Linked DNA regions of Mus musculus: region 2 is linked to region 1. The links are chromatin loops, found by intact Hi-C in ENCODE. Cell type or tissue: heart. All regions are shown on one strand.

Evidence for each region. A loop is a pair of places that touch in the nucleus more often than their neighbours do. Peaks named below come from ENCODE experiments on the same cell type or tissue, not always from the same donor. Only the 100,000 strongest peaks of a DNase experiment are listed, where the experiment ranks them.
Region 2: it touches region 1 in a loop (4-fold over the local background); 3 of 42 quality-filtered maps call a loop at or near these places.

The regions. Positions count from the first base shown.
Region 1 is chr17:80,748,607-80,756,606 of GRCm38, forward strand. No RefSeq gene overlaps it. Among named protein-coding and RNA genes, the nearest start is that of Map4k3, 25 kb to the left of the region's middle. In heart, no CTCF peak of the experiment used is centred here; a DNase peak (open chromatin) is centred at 4,005; H3K27ac peaks cover 729 bases.
Region 2 is chr17:80,823,093-80,831,092 of GRCm38, forward strand. No RefSeq gene overlaps it. Among named protein-coding and RNA genes, the nearest start is that of Gm33596, 18 kb to the left of the region's middle. In heart, a CTCF peak has its summit at 681 (motif pointing left); DNase peaks (open chromatin) are centred at 2,579 and 3,149; H3K4me3 peaks cover 480 bases; H3K27ac peaks cover 2,181 bases.

The DNA.
Region 1 (8,000 bases):
GCAGCCATAGCTCAAGGAGTTTAAGGAGGGACAGTATGACTAAGGAGGAGGAGGAGCTAAGATGGTGGCAGAGGTCTTAGTAATAAACGTTCTTTAACTGAATCTCTGCATCGTTCTTCCTGGTAAGGAGATTTAAATGCCTCCTGTTCCCTTGGGCCTCCAATCCAGATTCGGATTCTAGAGGAGATTTGTCTCGGATCCACCTGGAGTCGAGGGGAGGCTGGTGCTCTGAGCAGAAGGGGATAAAGAGAAGCTGAGCCGACCAAGACAGCGATGCCATGGAACCTGAGAGCGTTTCCCCAATTCTTTAATTTTAGTGAAATGTTCGTGCACACGTGTAAATGGAGTATGTTCTCCCATCTCTCTCCACCCTACGTCATACGTCCCACTAGTCAATTCCGTGTTCCCTGGGCAGGTTCACTTCTACTTTCCTGTCACATAGTCATACATAACTTTAATATAGCGACTTTCTGATCAATAGAGCATGACTAGCCTTCTTCTTACATTCAAGAAGAAGTATTTCAAGATTCAGAAGCATAGACAGTAAAAAAAAACTATGAATAAGAATATGACTGATGCTTATTATTATTATTATTAATTATTATTATTATTATTAGTAGTAGTATATTTGTATGTGGGGAGTTGGAGAGGCACCTCGGCTATTAAGAGCACTGGCTGCTCTTCCAGAGGTCCTGAGTTGATTCCCAGTACCCATACAACATCTGTATAACCATCTGTAACTCCAGTTCCAGCATCTGACCCCCTCTGCAGGGCTTATTGAACATCAAGCACACAGCATGCTTCTCAGACACACATGCAGCAAAAATACTTTCCTACATAAGGTAAAATAATAAAATAAAATATTTTAAAAAGTATGTGTGTGTCTTTGTGTGTGAGTTGCAGGTAGTAGTGGCACACAACCTTTAATCCCAGCACTTGGGAGGCAGAGGCAGGAGGATCACTGTAAGTCTGAGGCCAGCTTAGTCTACAGGTAAGTTCCAGGACAGCCAAGGATACACAAAGAAACCCCATCTCAAAAAACTTTTTAAAAAAGTGTGTGTGTGTGTGTGTGTGTGTGTGTGTGTGTGTTCAAAGATGCCAGAGGAGAAGCTCCTGTAACTGGAGTAGCAGGCAGTTGTAAGCTGCCTCACGTGGGTGCTAGGAGCGCAACTCAGGTCTTGTAAGAGCAGAACATTCTTTTAGCTTTTAGCCATCGCTCCAGCCCCAAGCATCTCGAACTTTTAATCCCATGTTGCCAAGATCCCTCTCTGGGAGTTGCAGTTCATTATTTTGCCTTGTACCAGACACTTGCTCCCTCAAGTACTAGCAACTCTGCCAATTTTCGGGTCAAAAAAAGATTACCTTATTTTGTTTCCCTTTAATAATAACATTGAAAAATGTCCCATTTGGTGGCCACCACTTATAAGTAAGCACATGCTATGGTGCATTAGATCTTTCTAGAAATCCGTGCGCATTCATTTAATATGTGTTGAATGCTTGTTTTAAGGATATGGCACTGCCTTGCTCTCAAAATGCTCATAATCAAGTTATTGAGATAAACAACTTCAATAGGTTCTGATCTGAGAAAATACTTAAAAATACAGAGTCAAGTAGCTGTTTGGTTGGTAATGAAGATTTCAATAATTCTGTCTTGCTAATGCATCAGATAGAGAGGTGTAGGAGAGGAGATAAGAGAATCAGACTAGAAAGGCGAGTCCAAACCACATCCCACTTGCATATTTAGACAGGTTAAAAAGAATGGTCTTCAGTGTCTGAGGATGATAGAAAACCAAGGTGAGTTCTAAATGATTCACAGTGAAATGAGTATCTTTGTGGTTTGGAAAGCTCCCTTCACACAGGATGGACAGACAGCATTACAAAGGACTATTGATCTAGATAGGGTTTCATTGCTGTGAAGAAATACCATGACCAAGGCAACTCTTATAAAGGACAACATTTAACTGGAGCTGGCTTACAGTGTCGGAGGTTCAGTCCATTATTATCATGGTGGGAAGCATGACAATGTGCAGGCAGACATGGTGCCGGAGAAGTCAAGAGTTCTACATTTTGATCCAAAGACAGCCAGGAGGAGACTCTCTTTTGCACTGGGCAGAGTTTAAGCACTCAAAGCCTACCTATACAGTGACACACTTCCTCCAACAAGGCCACACCTCTTTTTTTTTTAAGATTTATTTATTATTATATCTAAGTACATTGTAGCTGTCTTCAGATGCACTAGAAGAGGGGGTCAGATCTCATTACGGATGGTTGTTAGCCACCATTTGGTTGCTGGGATTTGAACTCAGGACCTTCGGAAGAGCGGTAGGTGCTCTTAACCACTGAGCCATCTCTCCAGCCCCAAGGCCACAGCTCTTAATAGTGTCCCATGGGCCAAGCGTATTCAAACCACCACAGTCATGCTTTATTTGGGATGTGAAGTGTCCTCCAAAAGACTAGTGTGTTGAAGGTTTGGTCCTCACCCAGTAAATCCAATCACTGAGAGGTTATTGGCTCATAAGGGCTCTGGATTAATCAATACATTATACTCTTGTTAGATTAATCGTTTGATAGTGTTACTGGTAAATAGTGGAAGCTCTGGCCGTAGGGTCCAGCTAAAGTATGCCACTGGGGCATGTGTTGAAGGGGTATGTGTCTTATTTGTCTCTGCTCCCTTGGGCACCAAGAGGTGAACAGCTTTACTACAACACACAGGCTTGTCATGATGTTCAGCGTCAGAACTGAGCAAAGACTAAAACCTTTGAAACCATACACCAAAATCAAGTCTCTTCCGCTCGTGTCTCTAGCTGCATATGTAGCAGAAGATGGCCTAATCGGCCATCATTGGGAGGAGAGGCCCCTTGGTATTACAAACTTTATATGCCTCAGTACAGGGGAACACCAGGGCCAAGAAGGGGGAGTGGGTGGGTTTGGGAGCAGGGCAGGGGGAGGGTATAGGGAACTTTCGGGATAGCATTTGAAATGTAAATAAAGAAAATATCTAATAAAAAAAAAGAAAAGCAAAAAAAAAAACCTAAAAAATAAAAAATAAAGTCTCTTCTGTTAGACTGTTTCTTTGTGGAGTTTGTCACAGTGATGAAAAGTCTGACCATACAGGTAATAGTGAAGAGAGATGCCCAGATGGGAAATGGGAAAGGAGCAAGACTGTCCTGACCTTGTAGGATTATAGAAGTGATACTGAGAAATGTCTAAGTTTGAAATGCATCCCTTGTCCCAACCTGGATCTATACAAAGGATTGACAGATGGACTCTGAAATACACTGTGTTGTGATTATAAAAGGATAAAGAAATATAGGAATATGTTCTATGGGGGTGTGGTGAGGTATAGGGGGAGGGGGTGCCTTGGTACGCCCATGCCAAGGCATCCCTTCCCCCTAATGGACCAGTCACACTATGGTATAGTATAGAATAGAGTTTATTCAGGAGATGGGGAGGGGAGGTAAGAGAGTAGTAGAGGCAGAGAAAGGCAGAGAGAAGGAGAGAGTAGAGAAGTCGAGGCCGGATAACCACGTGGGGGGGAAGGGAATGGGGAGCAAGGGGACAAGAGGCAAGGGAGAGAAGCAGGAATGGGGGGGGGAGCAGCCCCTTTTACAGTGGGCCAGGCCTACCTGGCTGCTTCCAGGTAACTGTGGGGGTGGAGTCCAGATAGAATACCAACACACAGCTTATCGCTGTCACTGAGGGAAAAAAAAAGCTACATCGGAGGGTTTAGTGTGAAAGCCAAATGAAGTGCTGTGTACCTCAAGTCCAAGACAGCTGCCTCTGAGGTAAAAGATGGGGTACCACATGGAACTTCCATCATAAATAACTCATTCCCTTGGCTGCTGGAAGCGCCAGAAGCAGACATGCTCAGCAACTAGCCACCAGTGGCTCAAAATTGTGCTCATTTTCCCAGGGATGCCAATACCCAGTGACTCATTAAGAGTAAGGAACAGAAAATCCTGATCTCTTGACCTCAGCATGAGCTAATTTGGAAGCAGAGTTGCTGTACCCTCCCTTAAATAGAGTGTGTCCACATAGGGAGAGGGGCCAGCTTTCAAGCACCTGTGCTGCCTCATCAAAGCAGGAAACATCTGGATAACAATGAATGGTAATGAGGAGCTAGGTCGCTGGGGATTAATATGTTTGCTTATAAATGAGGAAAACAGTCACATATGGAGCCTAGTCTCAGACATGGGTAATTTCAGTGGATGGTAGTACCACTTACTGAGATAAAAGAAACAGGAAGGTCAGGGGAAAATATGAGTTTAGTCTGCGGTCAGACCTGAGGCTAAAAGGCGCTCAGGAGTGTGTCCTGGGGCACTCACTGTCATGCTTCTGTCAGTACACACTGAGGGGCAGCGTCCAGGTCCCGCAAGGCCGATACGGAAGAGAACAGCATGGCTTCTATTATCTTGAGAGACTCCAGAAAATAGAAAAGAGCCAGGATGCAGAAACAGAATCATCAAAAATGCAAGGAAAATGTGGGAATGAAAATTATGATTGGCCGGAGAGATGGCTCAGTGGTTAAGAGCACTGGTTGTTCTTCCAGAGGACCCAGGTTCAATTCCCAGCATTCAGATTGAGGCTCACAACTCTCTCTAACTCCAGTTTCAGGGGCTCTAATGTCCTCTTCTGGCCCCACAGGCACCAGATACACACATAGTGCACACAGGTACACATAGATGAAACACTACACCCATAAAATTAACAAATAAAAAATTAAATTGTAGGCATAGTGGTGTACACTCTTAATCCCAGTTCTTGGGGGCCAAAGGCAGGTGAATTTCTGTGAGTTCTGAGCCAACCTGGTCTATATAGGGTGTTCCAGGCCAGCTAGCCAGCCAGAATTACACAGTGAGACTCTGTCTTAGGAGGAGGAGGAGGAGGAGGAGGAGGAGGAGGAGGAGGAGGAGGAGGAGGAGGAGGAGGAGGAGAAAAGGAGAAAAAAGTGATGTTCTTATGGTTGGTATTCAGATCCAGGACAAGCAGCCTAGGTGAATATTTAACATACCAAAGCAGGTTCTTCCAGTTTCCCTCAGTTTGGACCTATTACAGGGAATGGCTGGCATTCCCTGCCCTCTGCCTTGAACTTTCAAGCCAAGGAATTGGGTCTCCCCTTCCCCAGAAGAAGTCACTCTTCCCTATATAATCCAGATATCTTGCAGGCTCTCGCTCTTGCTCTGCTCTCTCCTCCCACCATTTTCCTTTTCCCTGTGTGTGCATGCTCTATATCTCTTTCTCTTCTCCCTCCCCTCTGTCTCCCTCCCCATGGCAACTTCCCTGACCTTGTTCCTTGAGACATCAAACTTGCCCGAGAGCTGCTTCCCAACGAACCTGTGTCTATCTACTCTAACCTGACTTGAATTGGCTCATTTCACCAGCGGAGGATAATTTATCATCCATAATTCCACATGCCTATAATTCTAGTGCTGGGAAGGCTGAAGCAGTAGGGGCTCAAATCCAAGATGGGGTGATTGGAAAGGGAACAGATCTTCTCTGAGGGCCTTGTTTTCTGCCTGTGAAGTTTGGTCAGGATGGACAGGATTGCCTGTGGGAACAGAGCAGTGACTGTGGTGGTAGGGATAGGATGTCATATGAAATGTGGTTATTACAAAAAAAAAAAAAAAACCATCAGGGCCGAGGGCATGGCTTAGCAGGAAAGGTGCTCGCTGTGCAAGCATGAGGGTCTGGGTGTAGACTCCTAACCACGTTTAAAACTGGGTGCAGTGGAGCATGCCTGAAGCCCAGTTCTGAGGGCTGCAGACAGGCAGATCCCAGGACCTCTCTAGTTAGCCAGTTTAGCCTTAGACAGACAGACAGGTTTAATGGGAAACTCCTTTTCAAAAAAAAATATGGAAAATAATAGTAGAAGATCCCTAACGTGGATACACACACCACGTATATACGTGGACATACAATAATAGTAAAAGTCCAACAACAAATGCTGTATAAGGAAACAGGAATGCTTGCCAGTTGAAAGCCTCGGTGAGCAGGTACATCCCAGAGGGAGGCTAAGAATAGAGGTTGGATCTTCCGAAGTAGAGCAAGGACCCTGTCACCATGAAAGGGGAGACGATAAAGGCTCCTAGGTTCTTCTGAGCTGTATAAGAGGGAGGACATCCTCTGATGAGTCATGGTCTCGTTTCCCTCCGCTTTCCCACCCTGCTTCTTTCCCTTTGATGTTTACAAAGGGACACGTGAGCACACCACGAAGGTGAAGCATACAATAAATAAAGCAGGGACTCTGAGAGGGAAGGACAGAAGGGAGAACCTGGGAGCCTACAAAGGGAGAAGAAAAATGCAAACCCAGCTAGGAGCAAGCAGCCTGGGGCTAGGCTTCTTCAAGCTTTGTTCTAAGTTAGGTTCCTGCTCCAGACGCTTGCTATGGGTCACACACACTCTTGTCTCTGCATCTCTGTCTTCAGCATCTACAACAGAGCCTAGCGTAGTACAGGAGTGAGATAAACATTTGGTGAACGGATGCAGCCCACAGTTGCTGACTCTTTCGATGGATGGTGTGCAAACATTTCTCTCTCTCCTTTCTCCCTCTCCCTTGAAAAGTTTTCAGCGAACGTTTGAACCTGCTGGGGCTTCTTCGGAATACATACAGTCCTATTACTGTCTGCTAGGACTGGCTGCCCGCCTCCCCACCAGGACTCTCTGTTCTCACTGGAAAAGGAGGCACAGCTTGCTCATCAAGAACCTCTTAGAAAGAATGGTACAATCTGGGCTAATTTTTTCTCTCTCGTCTTTCAACCTCATTTCCTAAGTTAGAGAGAGAGAGAAATGTAAGGAATCTTAGGAATATGAAACTTCTCTGGAACGATCTTTATTGAGCTGTGTTTGGAACCAGCTGAAGTTCTGAAGGGCTGCCAAGCCAGGCAAGAATGAAAGAAAAATGTAATATAACTTAAAACAGCCCCTATTCCTTGTCAACATCAGAGAAAGATCACTAAAACAGCTGTGTGTTTTTGATTTGATTTTTATTTTGCCAGAATTTCCCTCCAGCTTAGAACTGTTATAGGATTGCTTTAGATTGAGTTGGAGTAGGAAGAGTGGAGGAATGTGTTGTTTTGGAAGTCCTGTAGTGTGGTCAGCCATCCTCAAGCTTTAGAATTATACAGCTGTTGTACACACTTTGGCTTGTCCTATTAGAATGTCACTGAGGTGTAAGTTTGTTCGTGGTATCTGGGTCTGTCTCCCCAGCTTCTTTGTGGCCTGTGGCTCACCTCTCCAAGGCTTTAACTAAAGGTAAAGGACCATTTTATCTGCTCTTTGATTGCACAGACTGCAATAAAGAACTGCATGGAGTCTACCAGATAAACAGAGGATGTTCACTGTACCAAAAGTTGTCTAGCAATGATATGTATTCCCGGCTTACCCTTTCGCCGTGAACATCTCTTTGGATATCTCCACCTACCAACTGCTGGGACTGGCTTGGCTAGTTACCAAAGTCACCTACAAGGATGGGAGGAGGCAAACTATATGCACTTGTTCTCTCCTTCCTGCTCCATTGGGATGTAACTGGCCCCCACAACCAAACTGGATGTGAAGGAGGAACTGAAACAGATTGGTTCCCAGTCAGTCCCAGTGGGTGTTCAACCCAGAGTAGACCACTCGACTCGCTGTACCCTGGCCTGGCCTAGGGCTTGCTCAGCTGAGTCACAGGCCTCTCAGGAATGCAGCGTGTCTGGAATGCAAAGCAGGGGTGCAGATGTCTCACACAGACCAGAACTTTGCAAGCCCAAGGTCTCTCTCTCATAAAGTAATGGGATCTACACCGAGAGACTAAGGGAACTCTCTTGTGAGACTATGCCGGGGCCTAGCAAACACAGAAGTGGATGCTCACAGTCAGCTAATGGATGGATCACAGGGCTCCCAATGGAGGAGCTAGAGAAAGTACCCAAGGAGCTAAAGGGATCTTCAACCCTATAGGTGGAACAACATTATGAACTAACCAGTACCCCTGAGCTCTTGACTCTAGCTGCATATGTATCAAA
Region 2 (8,000 bases), 74 kb after region 1:
AGGATCCAACCCAGAAGGACTTGGTGCACACAGGCATGGCCAGTCCTTGGATCTCCCAGTTTTAACAGTCGCTCAGTCCTGGCTTTCATGACAGTTCTGAAGAGTACTAGTGGGATGCTTTGAGGATGTCTCCCAATTTGAGGTTGTTTGAGGTTTTCTCCTGATTGGATTAGGGTTGTAAGCATTGGGGGCAGTGTGCATACCATTGTATCAGTGTGCATACCATTGTATCAGTGTGTGTACCATTGTATCAGTGTGTATACCATTGTATCAGTGTGTATACCATTGTATCAGTGTGCATACCATTGTTTCAGTGTGTATAGCACTGTATCAGTGTGTATACCATTGTATCAGTGTGTATACCATTGTATCAGTGTGTATACCATTGTACCAGTGTGTATATCATTGTATCACTGTGTATCATAGTGTATGTCATCATGATTTTATGTCTTTTAAACCCTTCCTCTTCTCCCTCCTTCTCTTCTCTCTGTCTATTCCTGTCTCTTTCAGACAGGGTCTCACTATGTAACTGAAACTGACTTTAAACTCTTAATCCTCCTGCCTCAGCTTCCAAGTCTGGAATTCTAGTCCTGTGACCACCATGCCAAGCATCTGTATTTTTAATGCAGATGGCCTATTACACCCTCTGGAGGCCTTGGTCATTATTGAAACTGAGGAATGAGGAATGAGAAGCTGTGTTGGGTAATATGTGGAAGATGGTCATGGCTTAAAGGCTTGATCCCCAGGGGTCAATGCCAGAGGTGTTGAGGATTTTCAGGAAGTCCAGCTTTATGAGAGAGGCTCAAGTTGGTGGGAGTTGTGCTTTTGAGAGGGAGGTGGGACCTAGTGGTGCGCTCATATCCCTGGTCTTGGCTTGTGATATAGATAGTTTGCTTTGGATGTCCTTCTGTCATGAAATGACATCATTCCCAGACATATTGACATTATTCACAAGTCAATCGGGCCACCTGACCTTGGACTGGATCTTAGCTATGTATATACAGTGGTCTTAACTAGGATGAAACACCAAGCTTAAAGCAAATTGGGAAAGAAAGTGTTTATTTGACTTATAAGGAAGTCAGGACAGGAAGCTGGAGGCAGGAATGGATGCAGAAACCATGGAGGAGTGTTGTTTACTGTCTTTTTCTCCATGGCTTGATCAGTTTGCTCTCTTATAGAACCCAAGACCACCAACCTAGGGGTGACTCCACCCAAAATGGATCAGGCCCTTTCCATTCATCACTAATTAAAAAAAAAAAAACTATAGCTTTGCCTACAACCTGCTTTTAAGGAGGCATTTTCTCAGGGCCTCCACAGAGGTTCCTTCTTCTCAGAAGACGATAGCTTCTGTCAAGCTGACATCAAACAAGCCCACAGGCTCTCAACTTTCCTGGGCCTGTGACCCTTTAACACAGTTCCTCATATTGTGGTGACCCCTCAACCACAAAATTATTTTTGTTGCTACTTTGTAACTGTAGTTTTGCTAGTTGTATGAGTTGCAATGTAAATAGTTGATACACAGGATATCTGATATGCAACCCCCAAAGAGGCTGTGACCCACGGGTTGAGAACCATTGCTCTATGATGGTTAGTGATAGACACACAGGGGAACCGGTTACGGCTTCCTTCTTTGCAGGGTACTGCCAGACAAGATTCAGGAATCCATCACCAAAGATCAGCCTCGGAGGACATGTTGCTTTGATAGCAGAGATCTCAGGATGAGTGATTGCAATTAGCACTTGTTGCTATTTCATACATCCATATAGCTCCAATCTGTGAGTCGAATGATTTGTTCTCTAACGCTGGCTTAGTGTCGCTGTATTGATCTCTCCAACAGTGGTCCAGGAGTGGCTCCCTATGGGCTCTGATACCTTGGGTTTAGGAAGCCTCTGTATTTCACTCACTGACCGGTCGTGGCGCTGCTCTACCCTAAGGAAGAGTTCCATGTGGAGGCCTTGGGCTTGAAAGCAGCTTGCGTTTCTGAGCCCAGACCTTGAGAAGTGCAACTGGGTTCCCAGTGCCAATGTGGAAAGAGCAGCTGCAAAGCAACGAATAGAGAGCAGAGAGAATCTCCTAGGAGGAGAAGGGTGTGGCCCTTAAACACATTTTAGGATTACAGATAAGATTTCTATATCTGGGACTCAGGATGCTGACCCCAGAGCGCTACCGTGATGGGTCCCCTTGCTAATGGAGCTGCAGTTGTAATTGGAGCAACAGGCGCAGGCTGGCAAGGATGCTCTTTGTACTCTGTTTCACTGGTAGGAGTCTACTGTTCTTTGCCCTTGCTGGGTGAGTGGCCAGTGGGATTTAATGATGTGTCACACAGAGTTGTGCCTCAACCCTGGGAAAAGCATTTCAAGAAAATGCTCATCGGCCTTCGGGATCCTTGGACCATTAATATTCTTAATAGTGACAATAAAAGCTGAAGGAACTCTGGTCTCAGCAAGGGTTTCTAGGAGCAGCACAGTAATGAGCCAGCACAGCCCTGCCTGGGTGGTAGGGCCTCCGGGCTCGTGATCCGCCCCTGGCTGGCTGGCTCTCCTTGGTTTTTCCATTTTACCCCACTTCCTGGGCTCTGGTGGAAAGTGCAGAGAACACTCTCTGTGACCTGATACGTACGTCTTGTCAAACAACGATGTGGGAGTGCAGACGGCAGCCAGAGTTGGAAGAGAAGAAGAGAAGAGAAGGCATGTGTGTGTGTGTGTGTGTGTGTGTGTTACATTTCGCCAACAGAAATTACTTCATAACAAGCAGTGACAGAATGTCTGCCCGTGGAGCTCTGCAGAGAGAAGGAAAATTTATTTGGCGTTTGGTTTTTATTTTTTTATTTTTTTCAGCGAGCACAGGCCATTTGAAAGGAGTTGAGAGAAAGAAGAAAAGGAAAGAAATTTAAAGTGCCAAGAATAATCTATGTAGCACTCCCTCCCTCTTCCTGTTCATGTGAAAAGATCTTTCTATTGGGGTAACTCACACCAACCACATCTGGTTTTTCTCCCTGCCTTTTCTGGGCTTCCTGCCCCACCCCCACTCCTGCTTCCCACCCGAGCAATTGTCTAAAGCCCTAGGCAAACCCCAGTACATTGTTGGCCCCCAGAGGCCTCGAGACAATGTACGGTCTCTTTCCCACTCTACATGTGTCTCCCCCCGCCCCCACTTAAGACTGGCTGTCTGACCTTTGTATCTGCCTTATCTCGGCGACCTTGTGAAACATTTGCATCTAAGAATAACCTAGCATGTTATAAACAAATAGACCCAACTCCTGGGAAAGCCTCCCGGGAAGGTCCTTCCTCATTCCTGCCAGGAAACCCAAGCTGGGATGGGAGTCGGCAATAGAACGTGATTTTAGGGTCCCTGGCTGCGTTCAATTTCCCCTCCTGGAGCTTTTCGCTAGAATCTGGCTTCCCTTGACATTTCTCTCAATTTTCAAGGACACCTGGGCCATGGCCAGATATGGGCACCTTGGTTAGGTCACCTGGGCCATGGCCAGAGATGGGCACCCTGATGAGGTCTGGAAGCACAGCAGAGAGTGTGGGTACCCCCTCCAGTCCTGGAGAGCAGAGTTTCTGGGTGGGGTAGGAGAACTATGAATCCCGAGGGATTTGAGGGCACAGTTTTTGTTTTAATTTTAATTTTTTTTTATCTACAACTCTAGCTTCTGTGTTTCTCCTCTTCCTCTTCCTCCTCTGCCTTCTTCCTCTTCCCCTTCTTCCTTCTCTTCTTTGCTCCTTTCATCTTGGAGATCAGTTCTCAAAAGTTGGCCTTGAGCTTAATATGTAGCCAAGCATGCCCTTGAACTTCTGATCTTCCTATATCCTGCTGGGATTACAGGAATGTGCAACCATGAACAGGTTCCTGTAGTGCTGGGGATGGAGTCCAGGGTTTCGTGCTAGGCAAGCATTCTGCCACCAGAACTATGCTCCCAGCTCTTCCCCATTCTCCTTGGCATACGGTAATCTCCGACTCTGAAGCAGAGGCGACAGTAGGAAGAGTGTGCATGCTTATTTGCCTATGATTCTGCCCCCAAATTCAGGGCCGTGACCATTTCTATTCATCACCTTATTAAAGACGCATGTTTCTAGTGTTTTCTAGGGCTCATGCCCACTGCTAGGGAACTCTTTATGGATGGCTAACTTTCTAGAAGATTCAGTGGTGATATCTTTATTTCTGTCTTGAGTGGGTTTCGCACTTCCCATCTTGGCTCTGCATTTGTTGAATAGGGCCATGGGTTACGGGGGGCTCTCTCGCGACCTTGGAAGCGTCCTTTAGATTTTAATAGCTTTCTTGTTGTTTGTAAATTGAGTCTCTTTAAGATGATCTGAAACTGACTTGGTGAAAAAGGTTTGCAGCGTGTAGCCTTTTAAAAGCACGCTGAAGGGCTGGAGGGGTAGCTCAGTGGCGAAGATCGAAGATCAATTGCTGTGCTTCAGAGCATTCAATTCCCAGCACCCACGTGGTGACTCACAGCTGTCTGTAACTCTAGTTCCAGGAGGTCCAGTGCTGTCTTCTGTCTTCTGTGAGCGACGCAGACGCAGACGCAGACGCAGACGCAGACGCAGACGCAGACGCAGACGCAGACGCAGACACACACAGACACACACAGACACACACAGACACACACAGACACACAGTGCGCATACATACATTCAGGCACTATACTCACACCCATAAAATATAAATAAATTCAAAATTTAAAAAGTATGCTAAATGAGTATAAGTACAAGCTGCTTTGAGAAACAAGCAACTCCCTATCTACTTATGCATACCTGGTTTAAAGTATGCAAATCAATAATTTTTTAGTGGAGTTTTGTGTATTCACAATAGTACTGGAAGGAAAAGTCTTCCTCAATTGCCTCCTGCTCTAGGTTTCTGGAGTCTATCAGTGAACATTTGTCACCTACAAGTGCATGGAGCCCTAAAGCCTTAAGTGGTCTAACCCCAGGGACTTGTTAGGTGGCTGGCCATTGTTTAACAACAGTGGCATGGGACCAAGGTCCTTTGTTTCTGAAGGTTAGTTACATAAAATTGTTATTTATTTATGATAAGATAGAGACACAGAAACCGTACCTTAAATCAGCTGGAATGTGGATGCTGATTGAGAGTCCTTCCATCATTAGGGCCCTTTGTTAGGCAAGGGTACTTGACCTCTGGGGCACAAGTTAGGCAATTAAGCTAAAGTCAGACAGAACAAGTGCAGTTCGATGCAGAAAAGACTGAAGCAGCCAACTATTTGTTGGTATAGATCCCAGCCCGGTGGCTGCAGAGATAAGGAGTAAGGATTCATTCAGTCTTATAATTTTCCTCCTCCCCATTAATCTATCTATCTATCTATCTATCTATCTATCTATCTATCTATCTATGAAAACCACAGCACACAGTTTGGCTTATCATAACTTTCCAATTAGCATGAGCTCATTAGCATAGCAAGAATGCGTTGTGAGTTTCAGCCCAAAAGTCATGCAACAGCATGGGTTCTATTTCCATCAAGACGAAGGAAGAGGGAATTCTGAACGTTTTGGTGGGCTCTTCAGAACTACCTCTTCCTTCGTCTTGATGGAAAATTAGATCTAAAAATTAACTTGGAGGGCTGGCAAGATGGCTCAGAGGATAAAGGCACTTGCTGCTTAAGCTGCTGCTACCTGAGTTTGATCTCCAGAACACACAGAGCAGAGAGAGAGAACCAACACTGGAACGTTGTCCTCTTACCTTGTGTGTGCTGTGGTACATGCCCCTCTCAAATAAATGTAAAAACAGTGGTTGACTTTGACTCTCTTATTATTTACTTTATTTATTTATTTATTTATTTATTTATAAATCACTTAATCTGTTGGCATCTCAGTTTCTGGAACAAACCGAGAGTTTATATGAGTTTATATGTGTAAAGACTACACACTCTTGGGTAAGAAAAGAAGATAATAAATGACTTGCCCATGCACTAGTCAGCTTTGCCATAGTCATGACTGTAAAAGGCAAATCTTGATTACTTATAATGTTAATTTCCCTACACTGGTTATTAGGGAACATGGCTCTGTTTTTCAGCTCCCAGTGTCCATTCATTATAGGGCCCAGGTTTGAGACGTCCCTACCCATGGCAGAGGAAGAAAGAAAGGGAGTCTGGGAAAACTTCAGCATTGCCACATCCATGAAGTTTTTGATCCAGTTGGTTAGGTCACTTGTCAAGGACAGTGACATGTAGGCCAGGTGAATCAGTGTGTGCCATGTTTTCTTCCAACAGAGGTCACTCAAGTCATTTGGTGACTGGAGGGCCTTCTAATTCTGTATGGGAAAGCAGAGCCAGCAGTTGGGGAGAACAGTATGTCATAATAGATTTTCCTGTCAATAAAGAGGTATGCAGCAATGGTTCGAGCTTATTCACAAAAGCACGCAGGTCAAGGAAGTTGAATCGTATTCACACAAATCCTTCCTTAGGAAAGTTCAAATCACCATTACTCACAATAACCTAAATGTGGGCTTCAAATGTTCAGCAGTGAATAAAAACTAGGTAGATAAGAAATGTGGGCCAGTCCAAGGGAGCTCTGGTTAGTTCATATTGTTGTTCCTCCTCTGGGGCTGCAAACCCCTTCAGTTCTTTCGGTACTTTCTCTAGCTCCTTCATTGGGGACCCTGTGCTTACCAGTACCCCCAGAGCTCCCTTGGACTAAACCACCAATCAAAACCACATGGTGGGACTCGTGTCTCTATCTGCATATGTAGCAGAGGATGGCCTAGTCAGTCATCAACGGGAGGAGAGGTCCTGTGGAGGTTCTATGCCCCAGTACAGGGGAATGCCAGGGCCAGGAAGCAGGAGTGGGTGGGTTGGGGAGCAGGGGGAGGAGGGAAAGGGATAGGGGATTTTTGGAGGGGAAACAAGGAAAGGGGATAGCATTTGAAATGTAAATAAAGAAAATATCTAATAAATCTATAAGTATGGGGCAAAAAGAAATGTGGACTAGTCAGACAGGCACAGAAAAAAGTAAAATATGATTACTTGCGGCTGAATGTTGAGATGCTGTGTTGAAAGCCTCGTGTCAAGAGGGACCACCATGGTGGTTTGTGTTGTCAGTGTGACCAGATTGAGAGTCATTGCAAAACAAGTCTCTGAGGATGACTGTGAAGGTTTATCTGGATCAGGTTAACTGGAGTGGGAACGCCACTCTAAATGTGGGTGCTCTTCTTGTGTGTGTGTGTGTGTGTGTGTGTGTGTGTGTGTGTGTGTGTGTGTGGTGTGGCTGTTCCAGAACTCAACCTAAGGAGAAAGCGAGCTGAGCACAAGTATTCACTAATATCTGTTTCCTGCCTGTGGACTCCATATCCATCCCTTGTAGGATTCTGCTTGGATGACTTCCCTACCAGGACCGACTGTGCCCTCAAACTAAGACAAAAGCAAGCCTTCCTGCCTATGTTGCTTTCATCACAGCCATGAGAAAATAAGCCAGCCCAACCACATATTGTATGAACTAATTTACATTGGCATTCAAAATAGACAAATCCAGGAAACAGGCTAGTGATGGCTATGGACTGAGGAGTGGGGTACGGGGTAACTGCTTTAGGCATTACAGTTCTTTGTGTGTCTTAGAGAAGTTCTGGAAACGGATGGTGTTAATAACTGGACAACCCTTTTAGTACTGAGACAATGGAGATACAAAAATCTCAAACTAACAAGCTACTTCTTTTTAAGTGAATGTTACAGCATATGAACTATATTTCAATCGGTAAAAATTTCCAAAGTTGGTAGGATTATTAAGAGGTTTTACTTTTTCATGTATTTCTATTCTGCCTGAATTTTAAAATAATGAACAAGTACTATTTTTATGTCAGGAGAGACAGAATGAAGACATCCTAATTAGGGGAAATACGCACAGGAAAAAAAAATCAGTTGTACACTGATAATCCCCTTGACCTTTCATTAGGATGCAATTCAGGTGGCTTGCTCTCAAGTACTTGCAAGTTAAAATCTGAACAGTCTTTGAGTGAGACACTCAAGAAAATCACCACAGAACTGT